3 separate regions of the Mus musculus genome follow, and regions 1 and 2 are each linked to region 3. A link is a loop called in an ENCODE intact Hi-C map of the cell type or tissue named here. Cell type or tissue: left cerebral cortex. All regions are shown on one strand.

Region 1 (5,000 bases), 350 kb before region 3:
GCAAGTACTCCACTGACTGAGTCTCATCCCTCACCTTGATGTTACCTCTCCAACACCCTCCGGTGGGGTGGTCTGGGTGTGATGCTGTCTACACGAATAAGGGCTAAGCTAGGTTACCCTTGAGGTGAGTATGGAGCTTGTGGGAGGTAATTCATTGCCCTTGGTGGGTTTGGTGCTATTAGGATGGAGAGAAGGTCACAGGGGATTGATTGCATAGGTGACTCCCTCGGCATTCAGAGCACTAAGATTTGGGACGAGGTTGGGAAGAACAAGAGTACAGGTGGCCAGCACACCAACAGGAGCTCCATCTGTTCCCAGCTCCTTGACACCGAGAGAACTGTTTCCCTGAGCCTTGGCCCCCTCCCGGTCAGAGCAGGACCTCAGTTAGCTTGTCCCGAAGTCACCAAGGAGCCATCTCTCTGAGCAGCCAGGCATGCATCCAGAGATGTCTACTCCTCTGCCCACAGACATGATAGAGGCAAACCCTTGGCTGCCAGCAGGTTAATTACCCAGATGGAAACTGACAGGAGAGAGAGAGCCCTGCCCCGGCAGAGATCAACAGCTCTATTCCCTTCTTGGCAAGCATCCAGGCTAGCCTGGAGCGCAGACACAAGGTGTCGGGAAGCCCTTGAGAGCAAGCACACTTGCCATTATCTCTAGATGAAAAGCCACACCTTGGGACCCCTGGCTCCAGGAACCCCATCATCTAGGAAGGGATTCTGTTTGTTGGAATGACCTGGTCAGGTTGCTGATAGGTGACAAGTCTTCTAAGTGTTGGACTGAAGCTGGGGGTCAGAAGCTGTACAAACATGAGTAAAATGTACTCGTAGGTTGGTAGGATGGTTCAGTGGTTAAGGGCTGTGTTCAGCCAAGCCCGACGATCTGAGCTCAATCTTCAGGACCCAGGTGGTGAAGAAAACATCAATCCCCACATGGGTACAGTGACATCACCTCCAATAAATGAATAAATAATGCAAGTTAATAATGGGGAAAAATGGTTATTGCGGACAAGCTAACCCTCCCCATGTGGTTATTGCAGACAAGCTAACCCTCCCCATATAATGTATTTAGACGACAGACACTCCTCCTGCCTGTCACCCGCTCTTCTCCCTCTCCCATCAATGCCCATTCCTCGTCTAAATAAGGCCATCTTCTACTTTTTTTGCCTTTTAGGTGTGACCCAATGAATTTCATTAGTCTGTTTACAGAAAGGAACAGGGGCACCTTGCAAGTGGTTACACCATTGAAGGGTGTTATTGGTTCGGATGGTTAATATTGTCAGTTTGACAGGATCTAGATTCTCCCAGGAGACAAGTCTCAGAGCCTGCCTGTGAGGGTTTATCTAAATTGAGAAGGTAGGAAGACCCATCCCATGGTCTGCCCCGCTTCCTCCAGTAAAAAGGACAAAGGGCGTTGAGCGCATTCCTTTCATTGCTCTATGCTTCCTGACTACATATGCGGTGTGACCATCTTCATCCCGCTCGTTACTTCTCTGGCCATGGCAGGCTGCACCCTGCGCTATAAACCACAATAACCCTTCAATATTTTTCTCAAGTATTTCGTCGCGGCAAAGATACGTGTAACTAATAAACTGTCGTAATGGACGGTTGGAAATAAGACCCCTACCAGGCCGCTGGGAGATGCGCACCCTTCTCTCTGTGTTTCTTTTCTGGCCTTATCTTAAGTAGCTGTCCCTGCAGAAGCCAGAATGGCCAAAAACGGGGACGCCTTAGGGATATACACACCCTACCAACCCCTTTCTCTAGTCCCCGAGAATCATTTCCAGAGAGACCCTAATTGGCTCTGCTTGGAGTGCAGGTTCATTCCTGAGCCAATCACCAAGGCCCGGAAGATAGGAAGCTCTGATTGGTCTGGTCTGGAGGTAGGCGTGATTCCTGGACCAGGCACTTTTTGGGGTCGGCCTTTGGGTCTTCAGGCAAGCACCAGGAGTCACTTCCCAGTCAACTCTAATAGGCAGAGCCCTCGGAAGATAACTCTTCCAGGGCCACGGAGTGCTGGTGGGCACAGAGGGGCAGGGTAGGAGGGGCCAGGCAGTTTTGAGCCATCCCTGAAAAAGCCTATCTACGCCTTCAGGCTGCCCAGCAGGAAGGCCACCAGGGGGCAGTAGCCCCTCGTAGTCATCAGGGTCTCCGCAAGCATGAGGCACTTTCCAGCAGGGGGCACTGGTCATCGTCTTATTCTCTTATTTTGGATACCTTGGATTGAGCTTCCTGTAAGGCTCTGAATGAGACATGGTCTCACCCTAGCAGAGATACTTTAAGCCCACTAGCAAGGCAATTCTGGCATTGGCGTTAGGATCCTCCAGCACGCCAGGCTGCACCTGGGAGATTCTCCCTAAATGGTTCTCTTGGTACTTCTTTTATTTTGTAAATTAGTATCCTTTGCAAAACGTATTGTTGAGCACAAGTCTTCAGCCGCCCTTTTCCAGCTGGCCCCACCTTTATTGGCTCTTTGGTTTCCTGTAGACTGTGGTAACACCTGCCTTGCGGGCTTTCCCCACCCCATCCGAAGAGATGATTTGTTCAGCAAATTTTATGGAATTGGGTTCTGTCTGGGGGTTGAACACAGAAGCTAAAACACAGAGGCTGGGGAATGACTGTGTTGGTCAAGTGCTTGCTGTGTTAAGCATATGCACTTGAGTTTGGGACAAATAAAAGAGGGCACTGCCCGAGCCATTCATAGTGTGTGCTGGCGCCTAGTAGGCATGTTACAGGTCTTCCCATTCAGACATTTTGAGACCAGGGCTATTCACTCTGTTATTATTATTTGAGATAAAGTTTTATGTAAACCAGGTTGGTCTCCAACTGGTTATGTAGCTGAGTGTGACCTTGAAGTCTTGACCAGATTCTCCTGTCTCTGTCTCCTGAGTCTTGAAATTATAAATGTTGCCACCGTGCTCATATTTAAAGTTGTTTTTTTTTTTCATTTTCATTTGTATGGGTGTCATATTTGCATGTCTGTGCCTGGTGACCTTGGAGACTGGAAGAGGGTGCCAGATCCCCTGGACCCGGAGTTATAGACAGTTGTGAACCGCCATGCAGGTGCTAGGAACTGAACCTTGGTCACCTGCAAGAACAGCCAAGGCTCTTAATCACTGAGCAATCTCTCAAGTCCCCAACACACACACACACACACCCGTTTTGTAACAGGATTTGACTATGTAGCCTGGGTTGGCCTAGAACTGGATATGTTCACCAGGCTAGCCTTAAACTCATATTCTCCTACATTTGCTTACCAAGTGCAGGGATTAAAGGTATATGCCACAATGCCCAGACAGGCTGGTCTTGTATTCTCAATGCTCTGACACCGTCTTCCCAGTGCTGGGATACAGGCCCATGTTATCTTTGACTACTTGGGTGATGTTTACAGGATATTGGTTAAGTAAGGAACAAGTGTTTGGTGGGGGGGGGCACCTATAGTCAGAGGTCTACTATCAAGATCAGAGTCTGGCCAGCCCCAGGTGGCCTGCTGTGTCCTCCCTCTGCATGGAGGAGACCACACAGCCTGCCTATGGCTCAGGCTCCTTCCACCAGTTCATAAGCAGGGCTTTTGTTTCGAGATGTAACTGAGATAAAGTGAAATGTGCCCTTGGGCACACTGTTCCGTTTGCTTACATAAAGTTGGCCATGTGTGTGTGTTTCTGTGCATGTGCACACAGCATTTTCATGTGCACACTTGTGCCTGTTCTTGTGTGCATGGACATGCACTGGTGTGCACACCAAGAGGTCAGAAGACAACTTTTAGGAGTCATTTTGCTCCTGCCCCCCATGGGTTCTGGGATCAAACCCAGATTTCCAGACTTGAGCTACAAGTCCTTGACTTGTTAGCCCCGAATACATTTATGTTAAACAGAAACTTAGATTGCAGGATAAACTGTATACTTTGTCCAGATGACTGCAGAATCTAGAAAGGCTGTTGTTATGGTCACTGCCTAACACACCATGATTATTGACATTTTAATTTTTGTTTAAAGATTTATTTTATGTATGTGAGTGCACTGTTGCTCTCTCCACACACACCAGATGAGGGCATTGGATCACATTTCACATGGTTGTGAGCCACCATGTGGTTGCTGGGAATGAACTTAGGACCTCTGGAAGAGCAGTCAGTGCTCTTAACTGACTAAGCCATCTCTCCAGCCCCTATTATTGACTTTTTCATATAAATGGAAATATATATGCCTGTATAGGTATAGTACACATTTTTGGAGCTGCTGACTGTGATTGTCAACTTTGGATAATGTCTTCCAGGTCTTTGTGCTGAGTTGACAGGGAACAGAAGTTAACAGCCATACTGACCTAGAACCATGAAATGTTCTAGGAACTTGTCCCTAATTTGTACAAGGGTAAGACCCTGACCTAAATATCGAAGTCTTCTTCACAAGGGTTTGACCGGCGATACTAATAATCTACATGGTGAAAAGCAGAAACAAACCTGTAAAGAGGAAATGTTTATTACAGTTATAAGTGAATGGAGTTCAGGATGTGGCTCAGATGATGGAGAACTTGCCCGGAGAGCAGGAAGTGTGGGTTCCATTCCAATAGCAGACAAACCAGGTGTGCTCAGAAGGATCAGAAATTCAAGGTCATCCTTAGCTATAGAGAAAGACTGAGGCCCCGCCTGTCTCAATAACAAAGGGTAAATAAAAGATGGAGTAGCCAGCATTAGCGTTCCACACCTGTGACTCTAGTACTCAGGCCCCTCTCCACACCTGTGACTCTAGCACTCAGGCCCCACCCCACACCTGTGACTCTAGCACTCAGGTCCCGCCCCACATCTGTGACTCTGGCACTCAGGCCTCGCCCCACAGCTGTGACTTTAGCACTCAGGCCCTGCCCCACATCTGTGACTCTAGTACCCAGGCCCTGCCCCACACCTGTGACCCTAGCACTCAGGCTCCTCCCCACAGCTGTGACTCTAGCACTCAGGCCCCGCCCCACACCTGTGACTCTAGCACTCAGGCCCCACCCCACACCTGT
Region 2 (5,000 bases), 120 kb before region 3:
CCCACCCAGACCCAAGCATCTTGTCTTCTGTAACCCCTAACCCTCTGAGTCCTGTTCTCAGCACCTCCTCCCCCCTCCTCCAGGAACTGATCCTCCAGGCCAAAATGGCTCTTTCCCTGATGCCCTCGCCAGATTACAACTTCCCACCTGCTATTTTTGCTTGGTGGTCTTCAGCCCCTTAAACACAATACAGAAGATGGTACCACACAAAGCGGGGAAGATGGCAGCTCCCAAGGACTTCCCCACCCCCCAGGCCTGGGGTCCCACCCTGGCCTCTTCTTCCATCACTCCTTACCACCCTGACATCTTTGCTCTTCACTCTTGCCCCCCAGTGGGCGACGTCCCTAGAAACTGTGAAATCCCACCATATACAGCCCCAACTCCATCTTTCTTAGTATGTGCCCAGCCTCCTTCCCGGTCCCACGGGTCCTGCTGAGTTTTGCCTGCACTTTGGTGCTGTGAGCACACATCTTCCCTTTCCCGGGTCTCCAGCTCTACCCCACATGGCCTCCACTTTGACCAAGTAAGGACCAGCCAGCAGCCTTCTTTCCCAGAACATTCTATGGACTGAGAGTGGTCCCTTCTCTTGTCGGCAGTGACTAGATGCAGGTAAAGAGAATACTGGGGGATGAGGAGGTGGGATGGGTGGAGAGAGCTCGGTGGTTATGAGCACGGACTACTCTAGCGAAGGAGAATCTGAATTCAATTCCCACCACCACCATGGTGGCTCGTTAACTCTAGGTCCAGGTGAGCAAGAGCTCTCTTCTGGCCTTTGTGGGCCTCAACCATGGAAGGGAGGGAGGGAAGGATGACGGACAGACAGACAAGACAGCAGAGCTGGGGCTCTGTTGATGAGAGCTGGCGAACAAGCACGGAGGCCTGGACGCTAATCCCAGCACCACACAAACTGAGCTTGGTGGTACATAGCTACCAGAAGTTCACGACCATCCTCAAGTACACACACAGAACAAGTTAGGGCCAGCCTGGGCTACGAGATGGGAAAATAAGTCAAAATGCACACACACCGGGAATGACAAGCCTTCAATTCCTAACAGTTTGTGATTACAACACGAGCAGGATCTGGCAGAAAGAACCCAGGACTGCCCACCGAGAATGTTCTGGCAGAAAGAACCCAGGACTGCCCACCGAGAATGTTCTGGAGCCAGATCTTCATTCCCTGGTGTCGCCAGTGTGTGGTGTTCTACAGAGGAAGGGAAACCACCCTGAGAGGCAGCTAGACAGAGAGACGACTACCAAGGTTTGGTTATTGAATATGTATTTTTTACTGAAAAAATCATTCATAAATTAACATACAAAAATGTACAAACACATGAGTGAACAATGTAATGACAAGGACTATTTCTGTGAAAAGTGTTTTTAAAACATCTTTAGGTTTCAGTGCAAAAATGTACCCCTGGCACCTTTTAAAACAAAGAGCAAGCTCACAACAGAGACAGTAATGCTGGGCTAAGCTGGCTGCGTCAGTGCCTCAATCTGTTGGTGGTGGGTACGTCAGTGTGTACGCCGCGGCTCTGTGCTGTCCTCTGAGGAAGGGAAGCGATGACAGAGTCCCCTGACAGAGTCCCCCATTTTAACAAAATTAAGGTTTTGCAAATACCCCCTCCCCCGAAGAACCCCTGTGCAGAGAGGGGCCTTGCGCGCACACACAAGGCAGGCAGTTGAGGAGGTCATCTAAGGGTCACTCGTCTGTAGCACTCAGTCATCTGGGCTGCCACAGTACACCAAGGTCACACTCCATTGTCACTGTCATTTTTTTCAAGCAATGACCTACGCTGTGGCTCAGTGGTAGCTTTGGCTGTGACACTGCCCACTCGGTACGTGACTGGGTGGCCAATGACAGACAGTGCCCACAAAAGTCCACACTAAAAACAAACTTGGACATGATTGCAACAGGACAGAAGCGACCCTACTTGAGCAGTAAAAAGACCTTTGTCCCCAAATCTGCATTTTCCCTCTTCAATTAAGTATCAGCCTTTGGCTCAAAACAGTACCCTGTGGCTAGTGTAAGATTGCAGCGCTTCAGCCAGGATACATGCCGCGTGCACCGTTGTCCCTCCAAAGGACACCATGGCTCCAGCACAGTGAAGCACTCCTGGCCTTTGGTATGGAAACAGAAGAATGAGGGAGAGAGGGCTGGGCCGTGACTCAGTGGCAGAGCACTCGCCTAGCGTGGTGGGCCACGGGCTTCATTGCCAGCACTGTGAAACTAACCAAGGGAGGCGGAGGGAGGGTGGAGACCGGGCGGAACCCAGGCTTTATTGCTGTGTGTACCGTAAGACAAGGCAGGTCAACGCAGCGGTGCAGCTCCTTGCCCAGCGCAAACAGATGACGCGGCTCACCAGCTCTCAAGGGCAGACACCTGCTCTCTCATATGAGCGGGAAGCACTCTGCAGTGCCATCTGTTCCCTAGTTACCACACTAGTCTACAAAAAGAACAAAACACAAGAAAAAACAAGGCCTGGCCAATCACTCCCACAGTCTGTGGGGATCATCTGTCCTCAGAACCAACTGTGTGATGCAAAACCCCACCCCCACATATCTACATCCCACCCCCACCCATGTAAACCATGAACATCAAGGGTGCTGAAGGCAAAGAGGCAAAGAGCTTGAGGCCAGAAGAGAGCGTTCCTCACCACACACGATCCCTGCTTTAGGGACTGGGGGTGCAGTGGAGGCAGACACAGGAAGGAGGTGCCCTTTTCAGTGCCCTTTAGGAACTCATGTCAGGGAGCAGGGGAGACTGCTGGGCTGACTGGCCCCTGGCTGACATGCACCCCAGGGCCACCTGCTCCTGGGCTGAGCCCTCCTGACCAACTGCTTCTTAGCACAGCACAGTGGCTTCCTAGAAACTAAAGAGGGAAACGGAGAAATCACTGAAGCCAGCTGGTCATGCAGGCACAGCCCAGAGAAACTGTGGCCAAGTTCCAAAGAAAAAAGGGAACGGTCACCCAGCAGCCACTGTGTGTGTGAGGAGGTGTAGGGAGCTGGACTGTGCTACACAGCACAGGCTGACCTGGAACTTGTGACACAGCTCACACTGGCCTCATATCTCCTGGTCTCTAGCTCCCGCCATCCATACTGGAGTGATAAGCCTGTGCCCTGGGCCTTTGCCTCCCCTCCCCTGCACATCCCAGCTGGCTCCGCTGGGTCTGTAAGAGGGGAGAGCACTGTGCCCCTAACAGCAGTTCCAGCTTAGGGGCTGAGTCTCCAGGAGGAAGTCCTTGGGGGAAGGGGCTAAAGGAGGGGACAGGAAAGGAGGGGCAGAGCAGAGAAGAGGGGCTACAGTGACCGGAGGTTCTTTGTTCCACCCTGCATCCACTTCCTTCCTAGATGACAGGGACTTGGGTGATGACACTCAACTGCGTGGGAACTGGGGTGTTTGCCACCCAAGGTGATCTAACATATGAGGCCCTCACTTTGATGTGGAGCCAGCTATAAAATTAAACTTTAAAAAGGCATTTTACATGGCTTATTTACAACTGCACTTCTTCAAGAAGTGACTGTTATATGTCTATCACACCAAGTCCCTCCCCTCTGTCCTCAGTCCCCACCCAAAGCAGAAAATTTTTCTTTAAAAAAAAAAAAAAAAAAAACCACCAAAAAAAAAAACAACCCCAAAACCCCACAAACAAACCAAAACCAAAACAAAACAAAACAAAACAAAACAAAAAAACCCAAACAAACAAAAACCCCTAAACTAAGCCAAATGAAAAATGAAAACCAAAGAGAACTGTAGAGATGCAGAGACGGGCCTTCAGGCCAGGGGGCTTGGCCACCCATCTATCCAAGGGGCACCTAGCCTGGCCCTGCAGTTCTATGGGTTGCAGCTGAGACAGGACCTGGGGGCGGTGGGGGGGGGGGGACGGACAGGGACGGACGGAAGGGAGTGGCAGGGCAGACATCTGTCTTGTGGAATAGACACCAGTGCTGATGACAGGTGTCCTCAAGTCTCCTGTCCCTGTTGGGCCCTACAGCGAAGGCCTTTGTGCGTGTGCTCTGTGACAGTTTTCTGGAACCCCTATGGTCCTGTGCTCCACTCTCTTCTGTCCTCCTGTGTTGACCCCCAGGATGGCGGGTCGCAGCCCGTCCAAGGGAGCGGTGGGTAGGTGAGTGCGGCTTCTCTTCGCATCTCAGTACTCAGTCACCTGAGCCAGCTCGGGTGTCAAGTTGACAGTTATGTTTTTATACAAGGCGTCGTACGTGACATTCGCAGAGTAGTTCAGGTTGTTGAGGCCATCCAGTCCTTGCCGCTCCTTTGACTTCCTCAGCAGAGCGTACCTGGGGAGCCGAGGACAGAGAGGGAGGAGAGCTGACGCCCAGCTTTACAAGTCCAGGGCAGATGCCTGGACCCGTCTTCCAGCATCTCATCTAATGCCTCTGAGGCCCAAGGAAACGGAGGCTCCAGAGACGAATCCCAGGTCAGAACTGGGGAGCTCCGGAGATTACAGAGGAGGGGCAGAAAGAAGTCAGGCTTAGAGCCCTACCACTCCCTTGTAGATACCTTTACAGCACAGGGGTTAGCAGAAGGTGACCTCAACTCTATCTCACCAATGGTCACCTAAAATGTCTACCCTGGCTCATCAGGACAGATGCACACCCATGGTGCCCGCCACACACTGTGGCAGAGCTGGTGCACGCAGCAATTTCAGCAGTGAGGGGTCAACGGCAGGAGGATGGAGAGCTGGAGGCCAAGCCAAGCATAGACACGGCCGCAAATGACAAAAGCAACAGAATGGGCTGGCTGAGAAAGCTGAGGGGAGAAATCAGCTACCAGCCACCCTGAGGACCAATAAACAGCACCAACCTGCCAAGAAACTGGACCTCTCCTCGATGGTGGTGAGGAATGGACTTGTATTTTCCTGTGTCCCCTTCTGGCCGGCTCACAGAATAGCCTGCATTTTGTACCCTGTCCAAAACCAAAGGAACAACAGTGAGCCGCGGAGACCCAGAGACTAGTAAGCTTTAAGACACCTCTCGAC
Region 3 (5,000 bases):
TATTGTGTCTTTTGTTAACAGCCCTAAGCCTTGGCAGGTGAAAGCCTGTTTCTGCCACCAGGCCCAACTCAGACTTCTGTCTGCACCAGGAGGCCACCTCTTGCCACCTCTGCCACATTATCTTTGTCCACCTGCCATCAGCTCAGTGTGGGTCAAAGCACAGGCCTCCTGGTTCAGGGGCTTCCACCCTAGGCCAATCAACTGCCCAACCACCCTTAAGCAGCCAAGCCGATTCTCTTCCAAAGGAAACCCTCCCATGAACTATTTTATTTTATTTTATTTACTGTATTTTTTGAGACTAGGTTTCTCTGTGTAGCCCTGGCTCTGTCCTGCAACTCACTCTGTAGATCAGGCTGGCCTGGAACTCACAGAGCTCCACCTGCCTCTGCTTCTCAAGTGCTGGGATTAAAGGCTTGTGCCACCACCCCTGGCTGACTTAGTTTTAAATGTTTATTTATAGTTCTCTGTGTGTGTGTGTGTGTGTGTGTGTGTGTGTGTGTGACTCCGTGCATGTGGAAGTCAGAGGACTTTCTTCCATCTTTACATGACTCCGATGGACCTAGCTCAGGCTGAAAAGCACCTTATACTGCCAAGCCATCTCCCCAACCCTTTCCTCCACTTCCCAACACGGCCCGGGTGAACTTATTGGCATTTTTCCTGAGGGGCTGGAAAGAAGGCTCAGCTGTTAGGAGCGCTTGTCGCTCTTGCAGAGGACATGGGTCCCATTCCCAGCACCGGCACAGTGGCTCACACCCACCGGGAACTCCCGTTTCAGAGGATCTGAAGCCCTTGTCTGACTTTTGGGGACGAGAGATTTGGATGCACAATCATGGTGGGCCTGGAACTGGCCAGTCACAGCAGGATGACCTTGAACTTGCAATGCCTTCTGAATGGCAGATCCAGAAGCCCAATACTCGTGCTTCCCCTCTCCCTTTTGACAGAGTCTGGCCAGATTGGCCAGATTGGCCAGATTGGATTACAAGCAGGTATGGGCTCTCACACTATTGGTGACCCTGCGGTGTGGCTGGAGACAGCTCTATACTGCCCCCTGCAGTCTGCAGCCTTAGTTCTTTCCAGAGACTTCCTCTCAGGTAAATCCAGGAAGAATTCTTTTTCTTTTCTGCTTTCGAGACAAGGCTGACCTCTGATGTAGCCCAGGCTGGCCTCTGATGTAGCCCAGGCTGGCCTCAATCTCACTAAACAGCCGGGGATGATGACCTTTGACCCTCTGGTCCTTTTAGCTCAGTCTCCCCAGGACTAGGGCTTAAACTTTCATGTACTTGAGCAAGCACTCTGCCAACCGAACTATATGCTCAGTCCCAAGATTCGAAAGGAACAGGACATTTATTTACTGTGTGTGGGAGGCATACATGCCACCACAAGGCACATATATGGTGACTGAAGAACAAAGTTGTTGGTTTTTTTTTTTTCCCCACCATGTGGTCCCAGGTGAAGCTTAGCCCCTCAGTCTTGGTGGCAGGCCCATTTAACCCACAAGCACTACCAGCCTAGGCCCAGGACTTTTGGCCTGGCCACAGAAAAAAAAATTCAAGATGAGTATGACGAGGTCGTTTTCCTGTGTTTTGTGTTTGACACTTTGGTGTATGCATACACACATGTGCAGGCCACAGAGCAGCTTTCAGGAGTTAGTTCTGTTCCGTAGGGCTTGGCATTGGCCCCTTTACCTCCTGAGCCAACTCACTGGTCCCTTAGAAGTTTTCTTTAAGAGAGGCACCAGGAAAGGGTAAAACACCTGTGAACACTTGGCTGTGAGCTTAAGAGAGCTGGGCTGCTTTTAGAAACCCCAGCTACCTGCTGCCCCTGACTTCTGAAGGCAGGGCTCACAGTGCGGCTAAGGAATTTCTTGGGTGGTTGGGCCCTGATGTGCCAAGGATGGTGGGACTGTAGCCGAGGAGATGAAACTCTCTTTCCCAGGGGCTGCACGGGAAACTTGGGTGCTTTCTCTAACAGAAATCTGTCTTTTTGGGAAAGTCCCAGGAAATGTGTGAGTGGGGAGCGAGGTCATGCTCTCAGTAATCTGTCTGTGCTCAGGCCTTAAGAACACTTTACTGGGGCTGGAGAGATGGCTCAGCGGTTAAGAGTACTGACTGCTCTTCTGAAGGTCCTGAGTTCAAATCCCAGCAACCACATGGTGGCTCACAACCATCCGTAATGAGATCTGATGCCCTCTTCTGGTGTGTCTGAAGACAGCTACAGTGTACTTACATATAATAAATAAATCTTTAAAAAAAAAAAAAAAGAGGACATCTTACTGCTGGGAGGTGCAGAGACGGGCTCCACAGCAGGTGGAATAGCCTATCTACTTCATAAGCCAAGCCTGAAGACCTGAGTTCAGGACCTAGAACCCAGAGGTAGGATAGAAATGACTCCACAAGTGTCCTCTGACCACCACATGCAGGCCCCAGTATACTATTTTTAAAATTTTTCTATTGATATGTATGGGTGTTTTGCCTGTATGTACATATATTTATGCAGTATGTACATGCAGTACCTGCAATGGCCAGTAGGTGGTACCAAATCCCCTGGAACAGCTCATTGCGAGCCACCAGGTGGTGCTGGTACTTGAAGCCAGGACCTCTGGAAGAGAGACCAGGGTTCTTATCCACTGAGCCATCTCTCTAGCCCTTTGTTTACTATTACCACCCTTTGAGACAGGGTCTTTTATGTAGTCCCAGCTGGCTCTGGAACTTATTCTGTAAACCAGGCTGGCCTCAAACCCAGGAGATCCATCTGTCTCTGCCTCCAGAGTACTGGGATTAAAGGTACATGCCACCACTCAGCCGGTTCAAGCCTTCTCAAGTTCTTTGTTTTTAAAAATTCCATTTATTTGGGATGTGTGTCTTGGGATTTCTACTGCTTCAAGGAAACACCATGATCAAACAACTTGGGGAGAAAATGATTTATTTGGCCATAAACTTCCACAGCACGGTCCATCATCAAAGGAAGTCAGGACAGGAACCCAAGCAGGGCAGGAACCTGGAGGCAGGAGCTGAAGCAGAGGCCATGGAAGGGTGCTGCTTACTGGTCTGCTCAAACTGCTTTCTTATGGAACTGAGGTCCACCAGCCCAGGGATGGCCCCACCCACAATGGGCTGGGCCATTCTCCAAAAATCACTAATTAAGAAAATGCCCTACAGCAGAATCTTATGGAGACATTTCCTCCATTGATGGTCTCTCTCTCTCCATGATTCTAGCTTTTGTCAAGTTGACAAAGAATCCAGCAGTGTGTGTGCATGTCATATCCATGTGTGGAGAATTTGCAAGGGTCAGTTCTCTCTCACCATGTGTGTCACAGAAACTAAGCTAAGGTCATTCGGCTGGTGGCATGAGCTGTTACCCAGAATCATCTCAGCAGTCTTAGTTTTAATATCCATATATGAAAATTTTTTTACGTGGGCAGCCTTCTTGGCACACATTAATTGTGCTGGAATTTTTGTTCTCAGCTAATGTGTGAGGCTTCCCTTGTTCGTTTAATTTTATCTTGCCTTATACCTGGCTTTCCTAGTTCCTTTGTATAGTCTGAACCCCACAAGGTACATCTCAGCATACAGTAGGTCTCTACAGAGAACTTGGGCATGTTAGCTGAATGGAAGACCACCTGCCTGCCATATGTGTTGCCCTAGGTTCCACCCCTGTACAGAAGTAGACAGATGCCTGAATGGGGGTGGGGAGGGGTGTCTCTCACCCTCCAGTCCCAACTGCTCAAGAGGATGAGACAGAAGGATCGTTCTTTGGGAAAGTGACATATCTGTTAAGCGTTATTAAGTGGGGGGGGGGGGGGGAACTACCTAGGGTGGAAGGGGCCCTGAAGGAGAACACCCAGAAGGTCCCATAAAGACCTCAGCAGTACCAGGCCAGTTTTAAGCAATACAGACTAGACAGTTCAAGTTATCTTCGGTGTTGAAAGCCCAGTGGGCAATGCGCTTGCTACGCAAGCACGAGGACCTCAGTTGGTATTCCCAACATCCACACAGAAGCCAGGGATAGCTGTTGGCATCTGTAACCATAGGGACAGGGAGACTGAGAAGGAGGATCCCTGGGAGTTGTTGGCTAGCCACTATGTCGCGTCCCTAGTTTCAGGTTCACTGTCTCATAACTAAGGTGGAGCGTGAGTAAGGAAGACATCTGATAACCTGGGACCTCCTAATGTACCCCACCCACCCCCGCACACACAAAGGTTAAGAAAAATTTGTTGGGATAGTTCAATGAGTAAAGGCGGTGCCGCCAACCCGTATTACCAGAGTTCAATGCCGAGGACCAACACGGAGGAAGGCGAGAATGAAACCCCTCAAGTTGTCCTGGATCTCATTTTCACATCTACCACACCAACCAATAAACCAATGGGGAATGTCCAACCTCTGCCTTGCTAGCTCTCAACTTTTATAATCGGAGTAAGTACACTGTCTAGCGTTTCAAAGACCCTCTGTCTACTCTCCCCACAGCAGGGGAAACTGAGGCCGCCTCGGAACGCGCCTGCGGACTCCCTCCGCTCCGCACAGCCGGCCCGGACGCCCAGAGAAACCACTTTCCCCCATTCTGAGCCCTGGGATTCTCACGCGGGGCGGACGGCTTGGCTCACAGCTGAGTCACCCAGATCTCAAAAGTTTCCTCCAAATCTTTCCCGCCCGGGGACCGGAAAAAAAAAAAAAAAAAAAAGTCCGGATGTCCCAAGGCCAGATCGTCACACAGCCTGGCCGGAAAAAGCCCACAGAAAGCCCCAGAGGTCGTCCCACTCCCAGGCCACAGAGAGGACAGCGCAGAGGGTCGCCCTGGGAGGCCAAGCCCCGCCCCTGCCCGCAGCGGAAACCGGAAGCAGCCGCCGGCCCCGCTAGCCCTGCGGCGCCGAACTCTGTAGTCTCGGAAGCTCGCAGGATAGGGGAGAAGATGGCGGAGGAGGAGTGAGTGCGCGGCTTCGGGTAGCGGAGGCGGCAGGGCCGGGCCGGCGGGCGACAGCGGGCCTGGAGCGCCCGGGTGGAGTG

What was found. Hi-C counts contacts between places; a loop is a spot of excess contacts. Peaks named below come from ENCODE experiments on the same cell type or tissue, not always from the same donor. Only the 100,000 strongest peaks of a DNase experiment are listed, where the experiment ranks them.
Region 1: a loop joins it to region 3, with 5 times the contacts of the local background. A loop is called at or near these places in 16 of 42 quality-filtered maps.
Region 2: a loop joins it to region 3, with 2.2 times the contacts of the local background. A loop is called at or near these places in 4 of 42 quality-filtered maps.

Annotation. Positions count from the first base shown.
Region 1 is chr2:167,070,059-167,075,058 of GRCm38, forward strand. It overlaps Gm39984 (a long non-coding RNA gene), which reads right to left. Exons shown (of 3, transcript XR_866968.1): 3 at 4,459-4,641. Among named protein-coding and RNA genes, the nearest start is that of Gm39984, 6.7 kb to the right of the region's middle. In left cerebral cortex, a CTCF peak has its summit at 2,130 (motif pointing right); DNase peaks (open chromatin) are centred at 1,851 and 2,123; H3K4me3 peaks cover 1,412 bases; H3K27ac peaks cover 1,441 bases.
Region 2 is chr2:167,297,185-167,302,184 of GRCm38, forward strand. B4galt5 (UDP-Gal:betaGlcNAc beta 1,4-galactosyltransferase, polypeptide 5) reads right to left here. Exons shown (of 9, transcript NM_019835.2): 8 at 4,826-4,927; 9 at 1,260-4,299. The coding sequence ends at 4,152. Among named protein-coding and RNA genes, the nearest start is that of B4galt5, 49 kb to the right of the region's middle. In left cerebral cortex, no CTCF peak of the experiment used is centred here; DNase peaks (open chromatin) are centred at 2,423 and 2,928; H3K27ac peaks cover 1,102 bases.
Region 3 is chr2:167,416,847-167,421,846 of GRCm38, forward strand. It overlaps Slc9a8 (solute carrier family 9 (sodium/hydrogen exchanger), member 8), which reads left to right and starts at 4,864. Exons shown (of 17, transcript NM_148929.3): 1 at 4,864-4,919. The coding sequence starts at 4,906. In left cerebral cortex, CTCF peaks have their summits at 1,054 (motif pointing left) and 2,537 (motif pointing right); DNase peaks (open chromatin) are centred at 1,043, 2,526, 4,061, 4,309 and 1 more place; H3K4me3 peaks cover 1,121 bases; H3K27ac peaks cover 907 bases.